2 separate regions of the Mus musculus genome follow, and region 2 is linked to region 1. A link is a loop called in an ENCODE intact Hi-C map of the cell type or tissue named here. Cell type or tissue: gastrocnemius. All regions are shown on one strand. Each heading gives the region's core, and the rest is flanking DNA. Links, peaks and the distances in the headings are about the cores only.

What was found. Hi-C counts contacts between places; a loop is a spot of excess contacts. Peaks named below come from ENCODE experiments on the same cell type or tissue, not always from the same donor. Only the 100,000 strongest peaks of a DNase experiment are listed, where the experiment ranks them.
Region 2: it touches region 1 in a loop (3-fold over the local background); 8 of 42 quality-filtered maps call a loop at or near these places.

Annotation. Positions count from the first base shown.
Region 1 is chr3:65,311,689-65,324,377 of GRCm38, reverse strand. It overlaps Kcnab1 (potassium voltage-gated channel, shaker-related subfamily, beta member 1), which reads right to left. Exons shown (of 14, transcript NM_010597.5): 8 at 4,873-4,959. It overlaps A730090N16Rik (RIKEN cDNA A730090N16 gene), which reads left to right. Exons shown (of 4, transcript NR_040390.1): 4 at 1-358. Among named protein-coding and RNA genes, the nearest start is that of A330015K06Rik, 15 kb to the right of the region's middle. In gastrocnemius, for the core only: CTCF peaks have their summits at 4,936, 6,296 (motif pointing left) and 7,462; DNase peaks (open chromatin) are centred at 4,933 and 6,321.
Region 2 is chr3:64,979,159-64,991,847 of GRCm38, reverse strand. It overlaps a transcript of Kcnab1 not described here. Among named protein-coding and RNA genes, the nearest start is that of Gm25222, 91 kb to the right of the region's middle. In gastrocnemius, for the core only: a CTCF peak has its summit at 7,296; no DNase peak of the experiment used is centred there; H3K4me3 peaks cover 888 bases; H3K27ac peaks cover 1,480 bases.

The DNA of each region.
Region 1 (12,689 bases), core at 3,513-8,512:
CTATCTGTTTCTTTTCTTCTTCTTTTTAGTATGGTTAATAAATAATTCAAATTGCATAAATGTCTTGTGTTATATCTTTCTGGCACAACATTGTCATATGGCTTGCAGAGGTTTTCTTCTTGCTTTTATTATGATTTTGGGGCCATGGTGGGGCACCTTTTAGAGGCATGAAATAATGAAATAATGCCTCTGAAATGAAAGAATAATGAAAGTTAGAGCCAGATGCACTGACCAGTTGTAGGTACATGATATATATATATATATATATCAGGTGTTTAAACTTTTGTTCTAAAACATTTACTTTGGAAAGTAAAGTACCCAGGTTCTGTATTTTCGAACCAATAAAAGATTGACAATCGAGGCTGTTTTCTGTGCTCTCTTGTTTTGTGAGTTGTCACGAATATCTTAGATTCCCAAGTCTTCAGATTCCTGTTTGCATAGTAGCAACAGTAAAAACCATGACCTATGAAAAATATTTACAGAATCTGCTCTTTGGTTAATATGGTGGGGATAAGTGAAGTGGACTTCGGTCTTATCACCGTTATTTGAAATAAAGACATCTGCGTTGCTTGATGGCTGTAGTGGCTATTCCTGGTTGTCAACTTGACTATATTTGGAATGAACTACAATCCAGAATTGGAAGGCTCACCAGTGACCCTTATCTTGAGGCTTGGAGATTCTTATCTGGATCTTGGTAAGGAGATCTTGAGCCACAGTGGCTATGGATTCCAGAAGATTAGATCTCTGAGTTTAAGGAACACACCTTTAATCTGGGCTACACCTTTTCATCTGGGATTAAGGGTGTGGTGGCACACACGTTTAATCTGGGCTACACCTTTTGCTGGAGACAATATAAGGACATTGGAAGAAGGGAGTCTAGCTCTTGCTCCTTCGCCTGCTTGCTGTGTGAGACTGAGTAACTGCTAGATCCTTGGACTTCCATTCACAGCTGCGACTGAATCATTGTTGGGAATTGGGCTGCCGACTGTAAGTCATCAATAAATTCCTTTACTATCTAGAGACTATCCATAAGTTCTGTGACTCTAGAGAACCCTGACTAATACAATGGCTATACAAGCCTCAAGAAAAGGAACATGAACAAGGTGAACAGTAATTAGTATAGACATCATACTTAATGATTCAGGAATTCTAGATGATTAGTTTTGGCAATGAGCTCTACATGAAAAAGACTTGATTTCAAGCATGTTTTAAAATCAAATTCTTACTAAAATGTAATTTAACTTGAAAAATCATCATCATATTTTGTCAATAAATCTTAAAAGTCTATATATTAAAGTGCCTCTTCTTTTTGCCATTAGTCACAAGTGGTCCACACTTTACATCTATCACCACTTCAATGATATAATGTGTTCAATGGCTTTCTCCCTGGAGAATTACCCTGCAATTGACAATAGCAGAAAAACAACTCCAAACCCGCATGGGACACAACGTCTCTGTCAATCCATGTGCAGAGTGACTGAAGTTGTCGTGAGCCTTCCCTTATTCTGAGCTCAAGGCAAGAATTTGAAATGGATACTGACGTATGAAAGTGAGAGAATTAACAAGGGACTCTCAGTGGTTCTAAGGAGAGATGTATCCTCATAGGAAGGAAGACATAGGATGTTGGGCTGATTTTTTCCCCTACGATTGGAAACCATGCCACTATTGGCAGATAGTATAGCAGAGACAGATGGCCCAGCAGCTGCTGTGAAAGAAAAATGCCTTACTACTAGGTGAACCATGAAAAATAATGAGAAGGACAGAGAGAAAAAAACGTACACGCGCGTGTGCTCCCCTCTACTGTCACATTTTCCTGTCAGCACAAAACCAAATTGTATTCTGTCAGGTGGCAGATCGCAAACGAAGTGCTTTGATTTCCTCCACTGACTGCACATTTGGAAACTACCACCATTCTCTTGATAGAACTTGCTTTTCGTCTTTTGATTTTTGGCAAGAATGGCAGGGATGGGTAGCAACGGCGCAAGGGATACACGATGCCCATATATGGTGAAGAAGGTGCAATGACTGATCTTTTTCTGGCTCAATTGGTTGAAATTTGATATGCAGAAGTTGGCCAAAACTCATCCTGGTTTATTTTAGATACACCCCCAATTAGCACTGATTCATGGCATTTTTAACAGCTTGAAATGGAAATGTGACTTTGAGCTACCCAAAGCGTGCACACAGATGATCTTGACACTCACAGAGTTGGTGGCTAGAAGCCACCCAGTGTTTCATGCTGGTTGCTTTATTCCTCTCCTTTGGGTAATCGGCAACAGTGAGGGGCTATTGATGCCTTGGCTGGGCTGCTTCATTGGAGAGCTGCTTCAGCCTCTCTAAAAGAATTAGCCTCTTCACCGATGAGAATTCTAATGTTTGGAATGAATGAGGATCTACAAATGCTGAGCTCTGGCGTATTGATACACATGCAATTAATATATGCTTGGTAATTACTGCTGTGTCACTAATTGCAAATAGAAATGGGTCCAACTAAGTTGTGATGTACTGAGATAATAAAAGCAGGTGAATGGTATTAGAGATTGTTTCTGCTATTATTTGAAGATATTGGCTGGGTGAATACCTGAAGATGTTTTTGTCATTTTGTCTGGAAGAGCCGAATAAGGGCTGTAGAGTTACACTGACTAGCGGTTACCGAAAGGTTCCAAGGGTAGTTCTGGTAATATTCAGCCTGTCTCCTAGGCATTTAGGAGCACTAGTCATCCTCCCAGGTAAACCGCAATGTGCCCGTATAACTTTGACTTATGTGCAGGCATGCAGGATTCACATTCATTGCCAGCCTGAATCTTAACACAGAGTCTAGAAACAACTCAGGTATATCCCCAATCCCTGCACTTTGAGGAAGTCATCTTGTCTCTGTACTTCACTTTTTTCTTTCGATATTCCAGCCCTTGCCTTGTTAGAGTAAAGCAGGAAAGACTGTACAATCTGTGCGTCCATAACCAGAATCGGACTCTGGTATTTCTATTTGATCTATAAATAAGTGATTATAAATTATAGGCAATTATGGAATATAACTTTATCAGAAAGCTAGAATAAGCTACACGGAAACCATTTGGGGTGAGTCTTCCTGAGAACAGCCTGGAGCGCCTGTTCACTAGACCCAAGGCAGAGGAAACTTCAGGGTTGGTAGTCTGCTGGGGGTGGTGTCTGGCTGGCAGCAGGGAGAGGTGGAGGGACTGCATTCCAGTACAAGGTGGTAATCTCTGCTAAGGGAGCTACAGAGGCCTATGCTTTGTGACTTACTCAGTAGGTGGGAAATACCCATTGTTTAACACTCTTCGTACAATGACTAAGTATGATATAGCTTCCCACTTTACCTTGTAGAACTTTATTTGAAAATCTTAGGGAAAAACGTAATTTTCTCCAATTTCAGGAGAGGTTAGATAATGCTACATTACAGACTCTATCAGGGAATAGCAGTCTGTTCTTTAAAAAAAAAATACTTGGAAATTTCTTAACTAAATTTCAACATACCATTGGTATTTATACAAGAGACACTTAACCTGTTAGCATCACATGGCTGGAGAATTTCCTTCTTTTACCCACATACTGTATCCTTTTCACTTGAGAGGCCCTTATAATATGGTTTTCTTTTTATAGCTATACTGCAGCTTATATTTCCTGATTGAGGGGCTACAATATATCCCTAAAATTAAAGGTAAAGTAGGATGCAGGATAGGTAGGAGGACAAACTCAGCTGTTGTCTATATGTACATGGTGTAACTGTAACAGACACCATTCCAAAGAGGAAAAGAGCCACCAGGTACTTAAAATGGAGAAACAATTAGCCTTTTAAAATCCAATATTTTATTTGGTAGTTTTGCTGACTAAATGGCTTTAGTGCTCTGTTTGAATGTATCTTTGTGAATTGTGTGACAGCATGCTATTATTGAAATAAGTATCTCTAATACTATTTATGATCTGCATATCAAACAGCCTTTGTTTTGACAGATACACACACACATATATATGATATGTAAACACAGATAATAATGTGTATATAAATATATGTATATACACATAGTTTCTCTGTATTTGGGAAAGATAAATGGCAATACAAATAGTCTCCATAACATATGTTTGAAATGAATGACGATCTACAAAATGCAACTTAGAAAATTCCTATGAACTTGAATCATTCATATTCTCCTTAATTTCCATAATCTAACAGTAAGAACAAATCTTCACAGAACAAATCTTATTTCTCAGTCATCCCAGGTAAGATTGACAAATGGATACAATTGAAAATGTGGCTTTTTGAGTATTCTAAAGGCTTTCACAGGGGACAAGCTGTGGTTTTCTGACAGGGGGGACAGGAGCACAGCTTGCAGAGAACCAAACCCAAACTGCAAAGAAGAGCCTTATTAAGTAGGTCTGCCTGTCCAATGCCTGCTCACTCACAGCATGTCTCAGCATTTATCAGGCAGGATTGCAAACTAATCAGACTTAGCATCATTATAGAAAAGGAAGCTCTGTAGAGGAGCCTCAGAAACAGTGGTTGGATTATCTGAGTAACGTAATCGTTTCAGTTGATGAAATCATAAAAGTGAAGTGAATCTGGAAGAAATGAGTATTTTGCAACCAAGAAAGGAAACTGAAAATAAAGGTAAAGAAGGAAGTTAGAAGGAGGAAGAGGAGGAGGAGTGGGGCGGGGAGGAAAATAAACCTACGTAGTAGTCTCTTGGCTTTTGGGGTCAATACAGAAGCTAAAGGACATTGGAAAGGTTTTATTTTTTTAAATTCTAGCTTAACAATCTGAACATACTTCATTACTTACTGTAGTAGAAACAGTCTTCAGGCTAGGTCCAGCAATTCTGTAGCCTCTTTTTCTTATTAGATTCTTTTACTCACCTTCCATGGGAGTGTTGCTGTCTGGGCGATTTGCAAAGACCACATCCACGTATTCCAGTTGCAGCCTCTGGAGGGAGCCTTTCAGTCCTAGCAGCAGAAGCAGAAAACAGAATATAACCAAAGGCCCAAGAAGTCCAAATAGGACCACACTTAGAAAGTGCTTGAGTTTGATTTCTTTCAAGAATTTACTTAAAAACAAACACTGAGTTAATTACAAGAGTCCTCTTGAACAGGGCACAGCAAGACGATAGCAGCAATTGCTTACCTTCAGAAACATCAGTTGGAGTTATTTCCATATGACTAACCTTCACAAGAGTTAAACCAGAAGAAAGATGATAGTGTCTGGGTTTTAGTATAATAATGGAAAATGATGTTTGAGCAAGCCGGAGGGAAACCCTCCAAATCCAAGAATCAAACAGCCTAGAGAACCACAGAGGCTCTCACCATTCCCAGTGCTCCTAATACAGTTCTTTATGCTATGGTGACCCACAACCATAAGATTATTTTTTCACTGTTATAAATTGTAACCTAAATATCTGTGTTTTCCGATGGCCTTAGGCGACCCCTGTAAAAGGGTCACTTGGATCAAAGGTTGAGAGCAAATGGCCTAGAGAGAGACACTTTTTGGGAGGGGAGGGAGACTTGAACCAACCTCTCACTAGGGTGAAATTCAGTACTGAGTAGACTCCTCCACCCTGCCCTTGCTCCCAGGCTAATCTTCACAGAGAGTCTCTGGATCCACCCCAGAGCTAGGCAAGCATCTCTGACATTGGTGAGCTGGACCCGGGTTCTCACTTACACAATTGCTAACTCAGCCAGTATACCAGTTCTAAAGGTTGTAGCATCAGGTATGACACTACTTAACACCAATCTTGTTAGCCAAGGGATTACCTCCACTATTCACCTTCAATCTCAGGCAGCAAGTTCAAAGACATTTTATTTGCAAGTAACGTATGATGGAAAGAGGTATAGAACTTTTACTTGAAACTCAGTGCTGGGGCTGTAGATTCTTCCCATGAACAACACCCATGCAGAAAAGCCTGGATGTCACATAAAATTCCAGTTTGCATTGCCTGTACCTGGCTGCAGTGGTGTCCAGCCAAAGGGACGACATCACCAGACAGGCCATGGAAACATAGTTACACTGGACTCAGGAACCTAAGGGCTCCAGAGAGGCACCCAAACCTGGCCTTTTGAGCTGCATCCCTTGTGGTAAGGCTCAGGGCTGCTTAGAACCCTGTTGTTCCTGACTGCAGGCTAGTGATTGTAGATGAGGTGTTCGGTCCTGAGATTGGATCACCTTATCTAGGCAGTCCCCTAATCTACCACATACAGCGGTACCAATTGCAACAAACCTAAGCTAGGGATAGCAGAATAGCAGCACTAGTTTTGAATTTACTGGGACTAGCGCCCTCTAGTGTTGCAACCGTGGGCAATAAATACAGGCTCCAGAACGACCTTCTTAGAATTCCCAGGCCAGGCACCATTAAAGCCAAGTAGTGACAGCTGGAATACACGCCGAATGCTTCAGTGCATGGATGCTGTCAGATACTAACAAGCATCGAGAGCTTCCAGGGAGCTGAGATGTCAAAAGCCGATGATGAGGTGGTGGATATGTTGGCCTCTTGGACAAGAATTCAAAACAGTTATTTGATGGAAAGTCGTGAACTTCAAGAAGATACAGAGAAGCTGAGCATGGTGACACATGGCTGTACTTCCAGCACTAAGTATGTTGAGGCAGGAGGATTGCAACTTAGAAGCTTGTCTGAGTTAATGAGATCCTGTTTTGTGTAATGGTCAAGCAAGAGTTGGAGAAATAGTCTTTCTCAAGAAAGAACACACCAATTGGTTATCTAATACCAAATGGACAGCCCTGAAAATGTACATAAAAGTAACATTATGTAGGTTGTATTTATGAATGTAAGACTATATATATGTGTATGTGCATGTGTCTGTGTGTTTGTGTATGTGTGTGTATGTATGCATGTATGTGTATGTGTGCGTGTGTGTCTGTGTCTGTATGTCTGTGTATGTGTTTGTGTATCTATGTCTGTGTATGTGTGTCTCTGTGTGTGTATATGTATATACATATATATGTGTGTATATGTATATATGTGTATGTTTGTGTGTGTCTGTATGTCTGTGTATATCCATGTATATATGTGTGTGTCCATGTGTATATGTATGCATGCATGTGTCTCTGTGTGTATGTGTGCATGTATGTATGTATGTGTGTATGTATATATTTGTGACAACAAATAATGAAAAATAGAAGCCATGCATTTGGAAGAAAGCAAGGAAAGATGTATAGGAGGGTTTGAAGGGAGGAAAGGGTAGGAGGAAGTGACATAATTATAATCTCAAAAAATATGTATATGTACATGTATATGTATATGTATGCCAGAACTGGTCCAGGGGTGGATAATACATTAGAAATAACCTACTGAAACATGATCCTTAAAAGCACAAGAGAATCTGGGTGGTGGTGGTGGGAGCACACCCTTTTTCCAGCACTTGAGATGTAGAAGCAGACAAATATCTAAGTTCAAGGCCAGCCTGGTCTACAGAGGGAGCTCCAGGACAGCCAGGGCTACACAGACAAACCCTGTCTTGAAAATGAGAAATAAAAGCAGACAACAACCATAACAACAACAAAATAAAATCTCTGGAGAAACAATTGAGTAATCACCAGGAAACCTTGCTACAGAAAGTAAAATCATTTTTAGAACCTGTAACAACTCCTGGAGCTGAAATGCAGAGCAGATGAAGAGGGAACTGACAGCATCCACAGAGAATCCACCTAACAGCAGGGGCAGTGAACTTGAAGTCAAGATATTTGAATATATCCAGGAGGAAGAAAGTGAAAAGGAATGAGGAAAGCTCGCAGGGTCTCAGAACATCATGAAAAGAAGAGATACTCAGGTTTGGGGTTTCAGTGAGGGTTTCGGAATCCTAGAGTTAAACATTTACTAAAAGTAACAAGGGGATGGAAAGATGGCTTCGGCAGCTAATAAGTCTTTTCTTCTCTACCAGGGACCCCAGTTCAATTCCTAGCAGAGTTGGGTGGCATCTATAGCCTGTAACTCTAGCTCCTTTCTGACCTTGACTCTTCTTCCCTGCACATGTGGCATCTACTCACACAGACACAAATACATATGCATAAATTTTAAGAGATAAAACTTATAAAAATATAATAACATGCTGAGAAAAAGTGACAGTCTAGTGCTCAGGCCTGAACAGGACATCTCTACCTCCTCTCTGATGCTCCAGGATCGTTATAGACAGAAGGGTCAGAAAGTATACAAGAGCCGGAAAGGCTGTGAAAGGCTAATTTCTGGGTATGCCACGATCAATGCAACTGTGATTTCCCAGCAGCTGAGGCTGTCTTGTATAACACTCGCCTTGACATCAGTTAAACATGGATAAGGGAGGGGCTCGTGGGCCCTACCCCTCCCTACTGAACTATTGGCTACTAGTGGACTCTGGGAGAGGCTCAGCCATTATATTTCATTGTATACCCATGTGTGACTCACACATTATCCCATGACTGCCTTAGTGAAACTCAGGGTGTCACAAAACAAAACAAAACAAAACAAAACAAAAGGACCAGAATTTGAGAAAGCGACTTGCAGCTAGAAGGGAGTTAGACAGAGGAAGAGGAAGATGGGAGAGGAGGAAGAGAGAGTAACCCGAATGTATTATGCAATGCATTCGTATAAAATGCGTTATCAAAGAACACATTTAATAAATAAAGTATATTAAAAACTGGTTTTATAGGAATAAGCATGATTCACACATAGGTTTGTATATACATAAAAATGTATGACGATATTAATGTATTTCCTAAAAAAGATAGTAACAAAAAGCTTTCCAAACCTAGAGAGAGAACCAAATACCCAGATGGAGGAAAGTCAAAGGTAACAGATGTGATTTAACCAAATCTACCCCAAGTTGACATGTTATAATCAGGTCTCAAAAGTTAAAAGAAGAGAATTGTGAAAATAGCAAGAGAAGAAGGAATGGAGGGAGGATGTGTAAGAGGAGGAAGTGGAAGGATAGGAAGGGCTGATATTGGGTTGTAAAGTGAATACATGATAATAGTAATAGTAATAACTAATAATTAATAATAATGGCTGGTGTACTCAGCAAAGCAAGCTTTCAGAGGAGGAGACAAAAGGATATTTCTAAATAGAAGCGAAGGGAATTCTTGCCACTTAGACTCAGTCTAGAATAAATCCTAAGGGGAATTCTTGCGAGCACAAGACATTGTTGAGTAAACAAAACACTGGAAGCGGGCAGTGAGTTTTCAGACAGATGTGGTGTCTTCTAATACTTTAACTATGGCACTCCAAATATCTTTAGTATGAGGATTAAAAATCAAAAAATTTGAAAATGACTACACTGCTATTTTAAGAAATAGGCAATAGAAAAAGATGAAATGAAACATTAGAAATTAAAATATATGACAGAATACAGTGCATGTATTGAGGTTTTCTTTATTTTTAATATTTATGATCAAAATTAAGTTGCCATATTTTCAAAATAACTTGTACTAAATAATCTTTTTGTATATTTAATATTAAGTACAAAGAGAAAACCTACGGTTACACCATAACAAAAAATAAAGAATCGCTGGGCGTGGTGGCGCACGCCTTTAATCCTAGCACTTGGGAGGCAGAGGCAGGCAGATTTCTGAGTTTGAGGCCAGCCTGGTCTACAGAGTGAGTTCAAGGACAGCCAGGACTACACAAGAGAAACCCTGTCCCGAAACAAACAGACAAACGAAACAACCAAAAAAAAAAAAAAAAAAAAAAAAAAGAACCAGACAACACTACTAGAAAAACTCACAACCAAAAACACTGAGAGAGGAAGAAATGAGGAGCTAAAACAATATAGAAAACAAGTAACATCATAAAAAACAATATAACACCCATCATGATGGGTGAGTCCTTTCCCATCAATAACTATTTTAAATATAACTGGATGGAATTCTGCAATACAGATATACATAATGAAGAAAAGTATTTGTCCAATATACATCTGACTAAGGACTGATATCAAGAACATTGAAGAGACTCAATAGCAAATCATTATCTACCACCACTGTAATCATCTTTGTCATGATTCAATTATGTAATGGTAAATAGGCTGAAATATATATTGCCTCAAATAAATGAAAAAAAATGTGATTATCTATCTATCTATCTGACTATCTATCTATCTATCTATCTATCTATCTATCTATCTATCTATCTTATAAGGTCATGCATATTATATTCAGCCACTAGAACATTATATCCTATCATTTATGACAACATAATATACGGAAAGCAAAACATTATTCTTTTTTAATTTTAATTTTTACTATTTTCTTTATTTACATTTCAAATGTTTTCCCCTTTCCTAGTTTCCCCTCTGAAAATCCCCTATCCCCTTCTCCCCTTCCCCTGCTCCCCAACCCACCCACTCCTGCTTCCTGTCCTAGTATTCTTATACTGGGGCATCAAGCCTTCACAGGACCATATGCAGACCATTCCTCTGCCACATATGCAGCTAGAGCCATGAGTCCCACCATGTGGCAAAACATTATTCTAAGTAAAATAAAACATATAAGAAAACAAATGCCAAGTGGTCTCACTTACATGCAGAGTTTAAAAATGTTATGCTGGGGGCCAGAGAGATGCTCAGTAGTAGGAGCAGAGGGTCCTCTCTAAGTTTGGTTACTAGTGATGTGTTTATAGAAAGGTAAAGAGCGAGGGGATATGTTTGGTGGAGGTGTAGTCAGGTATGGGGGAAGCATCCCTTCCCCCTGAGGGACCAGCCACATGATGGTATAGTATAGAATAGAGTTTATTCAGGGCATGGGGAGGGGAGTCAAGAGGGTAGGCGAGAGAGAGAGAGAGAGAGAGAGAGAGAGAGACAGAGAGAGAGACAGAGACAGAGAGACAGAGAGATAGAGAGAGAGGGACAGACAGACAGGACAGACAGAGACAGACAGAGAGAGTAGAGTAGTAGAGGCTGGCCATGAGTACATGAAGAGAGGGGGGAAGGGAACAGGGAGAGAGTAGGAGCAGGAAGGCAAGAGCAGGAGAGAGAGAGAGAGAGAGAGAGAGAGAGAGAGAGAGAGAGAGAGAGAGAGAGGGAGGAGGGGGCAGGCAGCCCCTTTTATAATGAGTCGGGCATACCTGGCTATTGCCAGGTAACTGTGGGGCAGAGATTAGACAAAATGCTAACACCTAGCACCCATATAGTTTGTGGCTGTCTGTAACTGGACTTCCAGGAGGATCTGATGATTCTGGTCTCCTTGGACATTACAGAAACCTGGTGCACACACATACATGCAGGCAAAACCCTCATGCACACAAAATAAAAATAAATTTAAAAAAGAGTAGAATAAATGGCCTTCAGATGCTGGATGTGGTAAGTACTGAGGAATGGGAGGTGGGGAAAGATTGGTTACAGATGTTAAGTTAAATATGTAGAGGGACTGCTGCTATACAGTAGGGTAATGATCAATAACAACAGTATACTGTATATTCCAAGAATGTTAGAATTTGAATGTTTCTAATAAAAGAAATGATAACGATAAAGTTGCTTATCTTGATTTGAATGTTATCTCATGTGCGCATGCACAAGATATCTCCCAAATATGTGCAATTTTTAATAAGCAGGGACTCTTATGGAAGAATAGGAGGAAGGACTGTAGGCTCTGGAGGGGACAGGAACTCCACAGTAAAACCGACGGTGTCAACTAACCTGGATTTTTGGGGCTGTCAGAGTCCGAACCATCAACCAAAGAACATACACAGGCCAGATCTACGCCTGTCTGCACATATGTAGCAGATGTGCAGGTTGACCTTTGTGTGGGTCCAGAACAACTGGAGTGGGGGCTATCTGAAAAGCTGTTGCCTGTACGTGGGATATGTTCTTCTAGCTGGGTTGTCTTTCTCTCTCAGTGGGAGAGGATGCACCTAGCCTCCAGACTTGAAGTGCCAGGGTGGGGAGACACCCAGGAGCCTCCCTGCTCAGAGGGGAAGGGGAGGAGGGATGGAGGCAAAGATGACCTGGAGGAGGGCAGTGAGTAGGATGTAAAGTGAACAAGTTTAAAAAAAAAAACAAGAATAAGGAAAATACATTGAATGCAATGATGTGTTGGTTGATCCCAGGAACCGTTAAATCATATCAAAGACTGACTTTACTTTGATGGAGGAAACCTCAGGCCTCTCACAAGATGACTAGCACCCTCAGCGGGAACTTGGGCAGCCCAGTAATGACCTTCCCTGGTGACACTGTGGCAATAGCTGGAAGCCAAGTTTAAAATAAAAAGGCAGCTTCTCTTCAAGGTTCTTTGTTCTTCTCTGTATAAGTTAGGGGCAAATAGGCTGCCTTCACTCCATTTAATAAAGGTATGCTTTAACAGTAATATAAATAGGAGAACAAATAAAGGCTGTACTCAACACTAAGTCTATCAAAGTTTAGAAAGCCCAAAAGATGTGCAGCCAAACTAAATCCTTTTTGAAGATCCTTCCTTTTTCCTTTTATGACACCGGGTCTTGAACCTAGGGCTCTGTGGTTGTTAGGCAAACAGTCTGCATCTAAGCTGCATCTCCAGGCATCTTTATACATTTCTTTTTTCTTTTTCATTATTAGACAAGATTCTCAGGCTGACCTTGGATTTGAAGTCCTCTTATGTTAGCCCCAGGGTTGCTGGGATTGCACGCCTGTACCAATGGGTCTGGCTTTGTTTTTCTTTTAAGGATGTAAGGTCTAGTATAATAGAAATAGTGAAACTCAGGAGATCTGAAAGCAATGGCTAT
Region 2 (12,689 bases), core at 4,202-9,201, 330 kb after region 1:
TCGGTTTGGAAGACTGAAGAATCTTTAGAAAGTGAACCCTTGTTGGAAAGAAGTGTAACACTGGTGAGCTTTCATAGCCTCACCTTTGTCTCTGTTTCACTTTGTGTGTGTTTCCTGGAGACATTGAATAATAGTCTTTCAGCTCCATGATTTGGGTGTCTTGTCCCAAGCCTTACCATCATTATGGACTTGAACTCTCAGGGATTGTAAGCTAAAAACCCCAAATTGTTTTCCTTAAATTGCTTTTGACTATAGTATTTTATTACAGCAACCAGAAAGTAACAATATACCCAGATTATTTTCAGCCTCCTCTATTTCTTAATATTTTGGTAAATCTATTAAAAACAGTGCAAGTCATGATCAGCACTCGCAGACATTTCCATTGCACTCAGAATAGAAGCAAATGTCTTTAAAATAACCTATAAAACCCTTCAGTCTGACTCATCCAATAAGTGATTAATAGCCCAAAGAAACATCTGGCCCCTTGCCCTCAACTCCTGCGAGTTAAATCTCTACGCCTTAGAATATCTTACTCTACTAAGGTACTGCTATTTACTTAGAGCTTTATGCTATGCTGTGCCATCTATGATCCATGTTTAGTTATGATGGGTACCTTGAACTACCTGCTGTCAGCTCTACCTCTATGAAGGCTAGAAACTAAAGTCAGACACACAGGTAGTTATATCTTCAAGGCAAAACTCCCATAAAAAAATCTGAATGCAACAATTTAAATGAGTTTTATTGGTTGGGAGTACTCCATGAATATTGAATGCAATGTTTCAGGGAGCAATAAACAATTTCCCTAGGGCTAGTAAGAAAGAGAAGGGGAAGCACCATGCCTGTGTACCTTTACTCAAGCCAACTTTAATCTTCTATTGTTATGATAAATCATACCCAAGAATATAATTGCTTCATTGTGTTCTATGAGTCCTTCTAGAGAATAATCTGAGCTCAGGGACTTTCTGAACATGGCATGCTCCCCATTATCTTCTTAACGTCATACGCTGATATTCTACCATTCATTCATTCATTTATTCATTCAATTCATTCAATTCTCATATTTTTGGCAGCTTTGATGTTTCTTCCTTAATGATTTTTTTCTTATAGCTATAGGACTTTACCCCCAAAGCTCTAGAATCAGTTTTCACTTGCTTTGGGCATTTGTTCAAATTCTATCTTTTCAGTAAGGTCTTCTCTGGATATACTATTAAAAATTATAGCTGGTCCTTGAGCATGTGCTTATTTTCATGTGCTTTGTACTTCTCCAGAATATTTAGCCTACTTGAAGTATTATGTATTTTGGTAATCATTTTGTTACCCAACCTGCCCTCATTAGAATGCAAACTCAAGAATTTGGATAATGAAGCCTGTATGTTTACTGCTGTTTCCCCAAACACAAGGTGAGTACTCAGTGAATGTCTACTGAATGAAAAAAAAGTGAACTTGTGGTCTTTTATGAAAAAGAATATTTAGATGGTGCAGAAAAAGATACTGTACCACAATTACAGAGAAAGCAAAACAACTTCATAAAAAGAATTTCACTAATGCATACTATACAATACATATTCATATTAAATGACCATATTATTCAATCTCCTAGGTTATTTGATAAATCAAACAAAATTATCATTAGATAAAGCAGAGGAAGTATCTGATTCATAGCAACCTAGAACCAAGAAATGATAAACATAGGGTTGGGAGAGGAAGGCCTTTGAGAGGAGCTGCTTATGTAGAAGGCTGAGCAGAAGATAACTGAGCTGTTTCCATGCCCACTGAGGCTCTTTTAGTGTCCTTTGGGTGAAGTATTGAGCATGGAAAGGTATGATCTTTCCATTTGTCCAGTCATGGTAACAATGAGAACCTTGGCACAGGAAAATTGAGTAGAGTCTTGCAGTCTTGCCAGGGTAGTAGAGTGGTGTTACTCAGGTGAGAAAATCCATGGGTATGATGATACCACTGAAGCTTACTCTGAGGTTGCTAATCACCAAATAAAGTCCTCAGTTGTACAACAGAGTTTTATTGGAAAAGTTTAGTACAATCTGAGAATAGTAAGATTTACCTAGAACTCATAGTCATCAGCTATTACACTAGAGAAAACCTCTAGTGTAGTTATCTGTGAACTCAACTGATGAATCAATCAGAAATTCCAAACAAGAGTCATATTTTTTTCTTTTGGTTTTTTTGAGACAGGATTTCTCTGTGTATAGCCCTGACTTTCCTGGAACTCACTCTGTAGACTAGGCTAGCCTTGAACTCAGAAATCCACCTACCTCTGCCTCCCAAGTGCTGGGATTATGTTCACAGCTTTTTTTTTTTTTTTTTTTTGAGATGATACTACTTGTTAAATTGAGATGATGCCTCTATTTATAGTAAAATAGGAATGGAAAAATACGAAGAAAGAAGTGAACTTACAAATGGATGTTCAATGGGACTGATGGGGAAAGGATTGAAGGAGGGATGATAAAGCGTGATAGAGGAGAGCCTCACGGCTCCAACATGAGTGTTTTACAGACATCAGGTGGTCATCAGCTAGAACCTCATTCAGCAAGTGTCACATCTGAGTAGAAAGAATATGTGGAGTGAAAGTCCTGAACACCCAGCTCTAGACAAGGTAGCCTAGGACCCAACAGTGGATGAAGATAACTTTCTTCTCTATAGTGAGAAGTTTCTATTGGTTGGAGTTCTCCAGAGAAACACTGCCAACAAGAGATCTATAGATGGATATACAGACTGATGATGAGAAATTTATTTTCATGGTTACAGAAAACAAGGCTTGAAGGAGAATTCCTTAGGAGTGCAAATACCCAAATAAGTCCAAATACCCAAGAACCCAAATAGCTATTGTTGTAGACGTTCAAGTCTAGAAACAGTGAGGCAGGAGTAGTTGTATTCTGTGTGTGGGAAGGTTTGCCTTTTTGTTCTATTTAGGTCTTCCATATACTGGATGATGATCAACACATTAGAGAGAGCAACCTTCCTTTCAAATGTTAATATCATCCTCACAGTTACCTTCTTAGGCATACTCAAAATAATGCTCAACCAAAATCTGCTTGAGCACTGAATCCCTATAAGAGCAATGCCAGAATTTAGACCCCAGATGGTTTTACTAAAGACAGGACAGACATAGCAAGGAGACTGTAGATGGGTAGTGTGGCCAAATAATTCCTGCACCTGGTATATTTGTCTTCCAGTAAACAACAGAATCTTATTTGTTATTTTCCTGATTAGCTACTCATTTACTCAACCAATATTTATTAGTTTTTATACTTGATGTCAGTTTCTGAAGAGTGCAGCAATCAGCCCTACAGATGAAATTACACTCCAGTGGGAGAGGCAGACAACCCAGCAATAAACAAAACAGACTGCTAAGAGGGAGGAAAGAAGGCGCTGATTTAATGACTCTTATAAACAAGTTATGATGGCAGGTACTGCTGTTATACAATGGTCACTTCAGGGGCCATCTTAGCTGCTTCCGTGCCATAACAAGCCTCCAAAAGCATGCTGAGTTTTAGAGTACTGTGCAGTTCCAAAAGCTGTGTGTCTCACTGATAGGTTAGAACCCTTTGAAATCTAAAGAACATAGCTGCACATTCCATGCCCACACTACACAGCTGCCGAAGCTTCCATCACACTCCAATTGAGAGGAACATGACAGAAGGGAAAAAATGATAAACAATAATTGGGCTAGAATCACTTGCCTAAAAGTGTGTCCTGGGTTCCTATTTCTCCTTTAGGAGTGCTGTGGTACCTCCAGCTAGAATCCCTTCTTTTCCACTCTGGACCTCTATCTTTGTCTTCTGCTCTATCTTTAGGGTAGTTTCCTGGCTCCATTCATTAGTGGTCCCATTCACAAAGCCTGCATAATCTTGAGGTAACTGCAATTGGCAGTCCTTACTTTACTATCCTCCCATGGCCTGCTAGCATTCTCCCTGCCCTCTTTCATGAACTATCTGGTCCCTCCTCTCCATACACAGACCACCAGCACCACCTCTCTGAGGAGGATGTACTGCAAGTAGATGAACACAGATGATGACTGAGTTCATTTGACTCTGCATTGTCTTGAAAGACACTTTAGTTATATTTTTACGTTCCAGATGAAAACATGACAGTTCTCCTCTGGTAACTGTGGAAGAGAGCAGTCTCCACTACATGGCAGTAGCCCAACAAGGAGGGTTGCAAATAGACAGTGATTTGCAGCATTATAGGGTCATCTCCAAATCTGCACTGGCCTCAGTATTTACAACTCTATTGTATCCTCTCTGTGCAATAGTTAATTCTGACTGAACTGCAGTGGACTGAAAACAGACCCAACAGATAGGAGAACACAATAAAGTGTGCAACCTAATACCATACCCTTTCAACTAGAATGTAAAGGAGACACCAAAAGTATTCCTATGTTGGTTTACAGAATTGGAATGCAGATGGTAGGATAACATAGGCCATTAAAGAACATTTTATTGAAGTTGGTAACTGTCATAGTTTCTGTCAATTTGATACAAATTTACTCATACCTGGAAAGAAAGAGTATCAATTGAGGAGTGGCCTCCATAGATTGGCTTATGGGAACGTCTGAGAAACATGTTCCTGATTGGTGATTGATGGGGTGGGCCCAGCCCACTAGCAGTGCCATGCCTGGGCAGGTGGGCATCCACTGTAAAAGGTAACTGGGTAATCCAAGAGAGTGAGCAAGTAAGCATTGTGTTCCTCCATGACCTCTGCTATAGATCCTGCCTCAAGTTTCCTCTGCCTTAGCTTCCCTCCACGATGGACAGTAACCTGTAAGCCAAATAAATCCTTTTCTTCCCAAGTTATTTTTGATCAGTGTTTTATAAAGTTACATAAAGCAAACTATGATAGTACTTGTTCAGGGATATCCTCAGGAATACTGACTTTGTACAAACTATTGAAGGACAGAGGACCATGTAACTTACTCTCAAAAGTTTGGGAAAACAAATAAGGCAAAAGATGTGGGGAAGGAGCTTGTTGGATCATGGGCAGTTTTTAAAACAAATAGAGCCAAAACATTTGTGTTAAGAGCAAAGGGCTACAAGTACGCCTCTATTATTCTTGCTTGTTTTCTGTAGTTTGAAGTTCCTTTCAATAAAAAGGCTAAAGCAAGCAAAACCAAAATGACCTGGGATGAACACACAGAATATTTTCCAAAGGAAGGCCAGTATTATGGTTTACCTTTATTGTTAACTTGGTTTGACTTATAATCACCTAAGAGACACACTTTTGGGTATGTTGGAGAAAATTTCCAGAGAGGGTTAACTGAAGAAGGCATAGTATGAGTGTGAACGGCATCATTCCATGGACAGAAAGAAGAAAAGGTACAGGCTAAATCTCTGTGTCTCCCTGCTTCCTGACACTGGAAACAATGTGACCAACTGCTTTATTTTTCTTCTGCTACAGTCTTAGTTGAAGTGTTGTTCTCTGTGCCATGGTAGACCATATTCATATTCTTTCAGCCAAAATAAACTCTTCCTCTCTTAAGATTCTTCTGTCAGATATTTCTGTTATGCCAGTAAAAAAATAAATTAACAAATATAGCTTGGAGTGAGAGGTCTGCTCTTTTGCCACTCAGTCAGCCATGCTTAGGAGTTGGTACCATAGACTATTTGCTCAGTAAAACATGCAATTGGTGATTTTGCAAAATAACAATAGCAGGTCTACTGTAGTGGTTATGAACTTCTTAACTACAGGCTTTTTGACAAGGACTTCAGTACCAATGATGAAATCTCCTTCATGTGCCCCACTTAATCCTTTAACCACCAGGTTATTCCTTCTTTTCTATCACATTTATTATAATATTCCTCCAGTTATATTTTTAATTGGGTTGTAAGAAAGTAGACGTCAATGGGGTTTCTTATCTACCTTCCTTTTAATTAACCCTCTACCTGCACATCTCGATTTTCCCTGGACTTCTGTTGTTCTTCCTGTATAAGCTTCCCCATGCCCAGTATTCCACTTCTCTACTTTCTTTTCATCTGAAACCCTCCTTTAACATGGCTCTTTCCCAGAGGTTCTTTTCTGGCTTCCCAGATATATGCTTCAAGTTTAACACACACAGGGAAAACAGGTTGCATTTGTCTTTCTGCACTTGAGATACCGTATTCAGTATGTTTCCTTTGTTGTTATTGTTTTATCCATTTACCTGCAAATTTCAGGATTTCATTTTTCCTTACAGTTGAGTAATATTTCATTGTGTATATGTGCCTCATTTCTCTTATTCAGTCACCCGTGGATAGATATATTGATTGCACTTCTAAACTATTGTAGAGTGTCAATGGAGTAGAATCAGCAGTTGTTATTTTGCCAAATGGCAATGCTCTCAAATTGTCTTCTAAATATGTATAGTTACACTTATAAACCTGTGCCATTTTCAGACTGGACAGAGACGCTTCTTGTTGCAGAGAATAGTGGTCTATGAAGAGATGCATAATTTGTGAAAGCACTGAAAATAAGAGATGGGATGTTTAATCTGAATGGGATATCTCTATTAGCCCCTGTTCCTGCCAACACTCAAAGAACATTGTGGAAGAGAAGGCAGAAAGAATGGGAAAGACAGAGGTTGGGGAAGAGTGCTGGGAAAGGTTTCTGCCCATGCTATTGTACTCATGAACTCACGGCAGCCAAGGTTGTCTGCACAAGACCTGCATAAGAGCAAGCCAACCAAACCCCAGCTTAGCTGGAGGAGGAGCTCTCAACACCTTACTTCTTACTGAGAAGCCACTGTTCGTCCATAGCTGCTCAGAGGGGCAAAACCATTCTTTTATGAGCTGTGTTTTATGTTCTGTATTTTGTGTTTTCTTTTGTTTTGTTTTTACAACTAAGAAGGTGTTTCATGATCCAGTGCATGGCTCCATATGCATGTCCATATGTGTAGCACTAATTGGATCCAGAGAGTAGTAGACAAAGGGAAAAAAGGTGGGGGGAGGGAGATGAGTTTGGGAGGGGACATGTTGAAGGAAATATAGAAGGAGTTGAAAGATAGAAATTCAGAGAGTAGATATGATATTATTGTATTGTTTATGTGTATGAAATTCCCTAGAATCAAAAATCTTAAAAATTAAAATTAAAATAATAAAACTTCTAACTGGGTTAGGCTACAATAAATCTGCTACGGCAACTGGGCTTCCAAGAGGATGCCAGACATAATGTTAGCTTTTTTTTTCTCACTATGAAAAATGTCCTGTTGACACAATCAGGTAACGCTATTGATTCTGATGAAAAGCAGCCTGCTAGCTTCATTACAAGGAATGAAAAAGCTTCCTTTTCTTTGTGAAATAGCACACCCTACTGACATCCACAAGCACTGAAGGGAAATTCAGAAGTGTTTGGTAGGGGAGGCAGTGGAAACAATCTTTTGGTCTATGGTTGCTCCATTGTCAAGAAAACCAGGTTCCAAAATACCTGTTGTGTTCAGAGGAGCAACTTCCACATGAGAAAATATGGTTCATGTAACTCAGTCTTACTCTTAAGCTTTGAATCTGATATTTTCATCAAGGCAGCCTTTACCCTAGAAAATCACAGTGGAAATTTCAAAACAAATTGGAATTTCAGCTCTCAATATTCTGAGCTGCAATCATACTCAGGTTCTGGGGCATTTCTTATTTAAAGTGACACTGCCAAGCCGTATTTGTTTTAGAATGTCCGTTCCATTCCCTAGGCAATAAGCACGTGGTTCAGCACTGAACAGGCCACTTTGCTCTGCCTTTCAGGTCCACTACCAGCAGCCTATTCAGATTTTAAATCACATACATTCCCAGCCTCATCCATCTCAGTGCCATCTCTGTCCCTCCAGAAATGTTGCAGGAGAGACACAGCCTGAGGCTCAGGGAAATCAGCACAGGCCCCAGGACTGACCCAAATTAGACCAGCCTAAAATAAATCATGTCAGCGTGTCTTAATATGACTCCTGCACAGGCAGTATTTTCTAGGCTATTGTTTTGTAGACGTGGCCATAGCTCCTTTAAGCAGGTTGGAATGTGCCAAGCATCCCATGGAAAGAACAGGCCATGGGAACATGTAAAGAAATGTACGAAATATGAGGGTACAAGGAAGACAATGGTGAGTTCTATTTTAATACAAAATAAATACTTTTCCCCAGTACCTCAGCCCTGCAATCTTATGGAAAGCAGAACAGATTACCTTCCTGGTGCCTTCTATAAGCCCTCAGTGTAAATGCTATTTTCCCATAAGGGTTTGTTCCTTTTGTTTTATAGAGTAGGAGGCTATAAGAGAAGAAAGGGGGAGAGGCTGAGCCTGTGTGCAAATCGTTGTGTGAGGTTATTAGATTCTCATTATGACGGAACACTCATCCATCTCAGAAAGGTGTTTAGAGTAAAAAAGTGCTTCAAACTGCTCTTTTGAAGGTTTATTTTGAGAGCAGTGAAAACCAACAGCCAACAAGTACCCTCAAACTCGGACATGTCTGATAAAATGTCTTAGCTGGGTAAGGTGCTCCTGACTTAACTTCCCCTTGTTCAGCCCCCTTTTGTCTCTTTGTGTGAAGTCAGTGTGAAGCACTATGTATGTTCTCACCTTGGGGCTGCCTATCAATATAGAGCACCTGTTTCTTACCCTCTCCTCTTGGTTTTAGGCCAAGGCTCTCTTCTTCCTGTTTCCATCTGCCTTCTAGAAACTTTGTGTAGTTCCCCCTTATCCGACTCAGTGTGATGGCAGCCTCTAAGATGTCTCCACTCTGACAATACCATCTGACACTGGGGAAAGCTAGCAGGAGAGGAACTTGAGCTGCTGGGAGTTTGGGTCACTTCCATATTAGTCCCTCTTAAATATTTTTATTCTAAGCACATTACTCAAGGCAGGAAGAGTACAGTATTGATGATAGGTACCATCATATTACAACCATTTGGAGAACAAGTTAGCTCAAATTCTAATTTGATCAAATGAGAATTCACGTGTTAAGTGAAGACATGAGAAAAAATGCATTTTCTGAGTGTTTTCTAAAGATCTACTACAATAGAAGAAGCAATGAATTTGTATGAGCCAATGGGGAGAAATGGTAGTGAGCTCAGGATTGTGTAAGATTTACTTTGTAGGTGTTATTATTTTCTGTCCATCTTTTAAAGGGAGCCAATACATGTTTCTTTTCATTGCTTCAAGTAGAGGGAGGTGCAGTGATTGAAGTTAATAGTCCCATTACATAGGAGGCAGGATTTATTTACTTACTTACTTACTTATTATTTACCATGAACTTGAAACTGAAGCTATGCAGAGAGTTCCCAGTCCTACTTCAGCTAATGTGAGAGGCCTTGTCTACTTGCCAATAATAAACATAAATACAGAAATTCCCCACGTTTAAACAAAACTAATCAGCATTGGAACAAGTGCCATGTTAGGTCCACAGAAAAATCTAAGAGTGAACCCAGCCTCTGGTAACATGTGACCTGCTGCTGTGATGTTGATTTAGTCTGTTTTTCAGATGGGGAATGGAATTCAGCAAAGACAACCAGATAACCTTAATGTCTAATATGGAAGAAGACAGGAAGCTAGGGCACTGTTAGTAGGAAGCTAGAACACTGCTGGTGGGGATCAGATGTTCCAATTTGCTCTTTAATATTTTTAATGCTCCCCAACTTATGAATGGATGCTCCTCAGTTAAGAACACACTTGTAATGAGAACTTGCAAAGCCCAAAGGTTTTGTAGGATTATAGAATAGAAAAGCTCTAATCCTCATTGTCCTGGTGGAGATAGAATAACTTTGATAAGAAACACACACACTTGACAAGCTTATATAAAGAAAAGATCAACCCATGCTGTGAGAGAGAAGGGAAAACCCAAGGGTTGGGATCATCTAGGCAATGGGGTTGAAAATGCATCTTCTGGATGAAATACTCAGCAGAGGCAGAGGCTCAGTGATCCAGGGAAAGGAGCAGAGGGTCAGTGTACAGAGGAATAGGACTGGAACAGGAGATAGGCAGAGCCTGGAAAGGCAGACAGAGTGGAATGATACAGTTGCAGGTGCTGTGTGTGCATATGCATGTGTACATGTATATGAGTGTGTGCGTGTGCACTGTGTGTGTGCATGTGTGTGTGCGTGTGAGTGTGCGTGCGTGCGTGCGTGTGTGCGTGTGTGTGTGTGTGTGTGTGTGTGTGTGTGTGATTTTGTGATGTATGATAGGAATTGGAAACATGAGCAAGCACAGGACTGTGACTTAACCAGCAGGAGACGAGTCCTCAATGTGTTGCTGGCTGGAAATGTCACTTGACTCAATAGTCAACCTCGTCCAACTTTGATTTCAGCTTTAAGAGACTGGAAGAGTTTATTTCCAACATCTGTCCCATATCTAAGCAGCATTACTTGTCTCTTCTCTTTCTTCATTACCTTCTCTCTACCTTTAGTGCAAAGCTATTGAGACATTGTACCATTGGCTAGAAATCAATACTGTTTTTATTTTGCATTTTATTTAAAAAACCCAAACAAGACTTGTCATTGGAAAGAAGGGGATGGATGTGGAAAGGGAGTGAGGGAAAGAGGGAAGGTCTGGGGGAGGTATAGAGTGAGATTGAGTTTGTATGATTACTATTGTGAAACTGACCAATATAGTTTGTATTAAACCCATGGTGTTACTCCCTTTGTTTCTGCTGACCTATCACTTGCTGTGATACCATCAAATAACATTAGGGTTCCGCAGGCAAGGGTTCCAGAACCCTCAAGACAGTGCTTGGTGTAGGATGCTCTGCTGAGGATGTCATTCATTACACACAAAGCACCTCAGGAGTCTCTCTCCAAAATTCTAATCAGCAAGCATGGGCTACTGTTGAGAAGATAGCCCATCTCCTCCTCCAGGAACTATAAATACTCTACTTCCTCTTTGGGATTTGGTGTTGTTGGAAGTCTAGGGACAGATTAAGGTTAATGTTTTGCAACTCCTCTGACCTGTCTGAAGTGTGTCCTCTCTCTTTTCTGAGTCTTTCTGCACTTTTAGTCTTTCTTGGGCTGATATTTTTCTTTCTCCTTTAAATTAATTTTTATGTTTTTGGATTGTATGCATTTGGACTCCTTAAATATGTCTAAAAACAAGGCTTAAAATGACTATAAATAAACAAATAACTTGTACAAATGAAAGGGTGGCTTTTGGGACCCACAGTCAGCAAACCACAGGCCTCTGGCCAAATCCAGCATACCACCTGTTTTTGCATGACCCATAAGCTAAAAATGGTTTTTTTTTTTTAAAAAATAAAACAACATAAGGGAAATTATGAAGAATATCTGTGACATGCTAAAATTGTATAAAATTCAAATTTCTTTGCCAATAGTTATGTTGAACTATATGTCTACTATATGTCCTTCCTTCCTTCCTTCCTTCCTTCCTTCCTTCCTTCCTTCCTTCCTTCCTTCCTCCCTCCCTCCCTCCTCTCTCTCTCTCTCTCTCTCTCTCTCTCTCTCTCTCTCTTTCTATCTAGAGACAGAGTATTTTGTTTTGTTTTGGGGTTTGTTTGTTTGTTTGTTTTCAAGACAGGTTCTCTCTATTCAACCTTGGTGAACCTGAAGCTCAATCTTTAGACAAGACTGGCTTCAAGTCCACCTGCTTCTTCCTCCCAAGGGATGGGATTAAAGGCATGCACTACCACTGTTCAACTTATTTATGTATTACTTATGGCTACTTTCCCCTACCACAGGAGAAGTCAGAATGTATACCAAGACAACCAGGCCCTCAAGCTTAAGATATGTTCTCTGTAACAGGAAGAGCTTGCTGACCCCTGGGTTAGAATCCTCCTGCCATTGTGAGTACAATAAAATTCCTTAAAACTAGTAATCTGTGGCTCCTTAAGAGTCTGGCTATGAACCTGCTTTTTGGTATATTTTGTTTAATAATTACTCAGCTGTGTACTTACTGCCTTCCTCAGAGTTAATGTAATGTAATAGAAACAAATAACACATAGCCTTCTGAATGAAGAATTCGGAAAATTCTAAGCTGAAAAAAGGACTCCTATGCCAACTTTGTCCATCGTTCTCAGATACTTTCTTCCCATTTCTTTTCAATTTATATGTGTGTTTGCATATTTACTGATTTATTCCCCTTTTCTGGTCAACTTTAGTTAGAAATAGTAGCAAGTCTCTATGGGAACACAACAGAATACCCCCTCACAGATGATGCAGGACCTCAGCAGCTGGCCCTCCCTAGGCTGAAGGGCTGCAATGGCATTTGCCCAAATTAGGAAGAAGACAGCAGCTTTCCTAGCTTGCAGACTGTAGGGCTCTGAAGCTCATCATGGGAACCTACCCTGCACACTGCAATGGTGCAGGGTTTCCTTGCCTTAAAAATCTCTTATTACTTATATAGCAGTTGGTGGGCTTTCATCTTCCCACACCCCAAGGCTGACAAACAGATGCTAGAAGGCAAGTGGGAAGAAAACTTAAATGTAATGTATGTCTACTGTGTGTTAGGCATCCAATACATCATTTCAAGATCGATATCTCAGTTCTCAGAGATGAGATATGGCTTCTGGTCTGCTTAATGCCAAGGTTCATCTCCTTTCTACTATATAAGAAAGAGAATGATATCTTTCAAGGCGAAGGGACAAAGTCAAACAGGGGTCTCTTCACACAGTCACTGTTCTTTCTCAAACCTGTTACCCTGGGTGGAAGTGTCATAATATACAAAAGCCTGGACATCACCACTCCCCAACCATATTTATAAGAAATGAAGGTAAAGGCCGA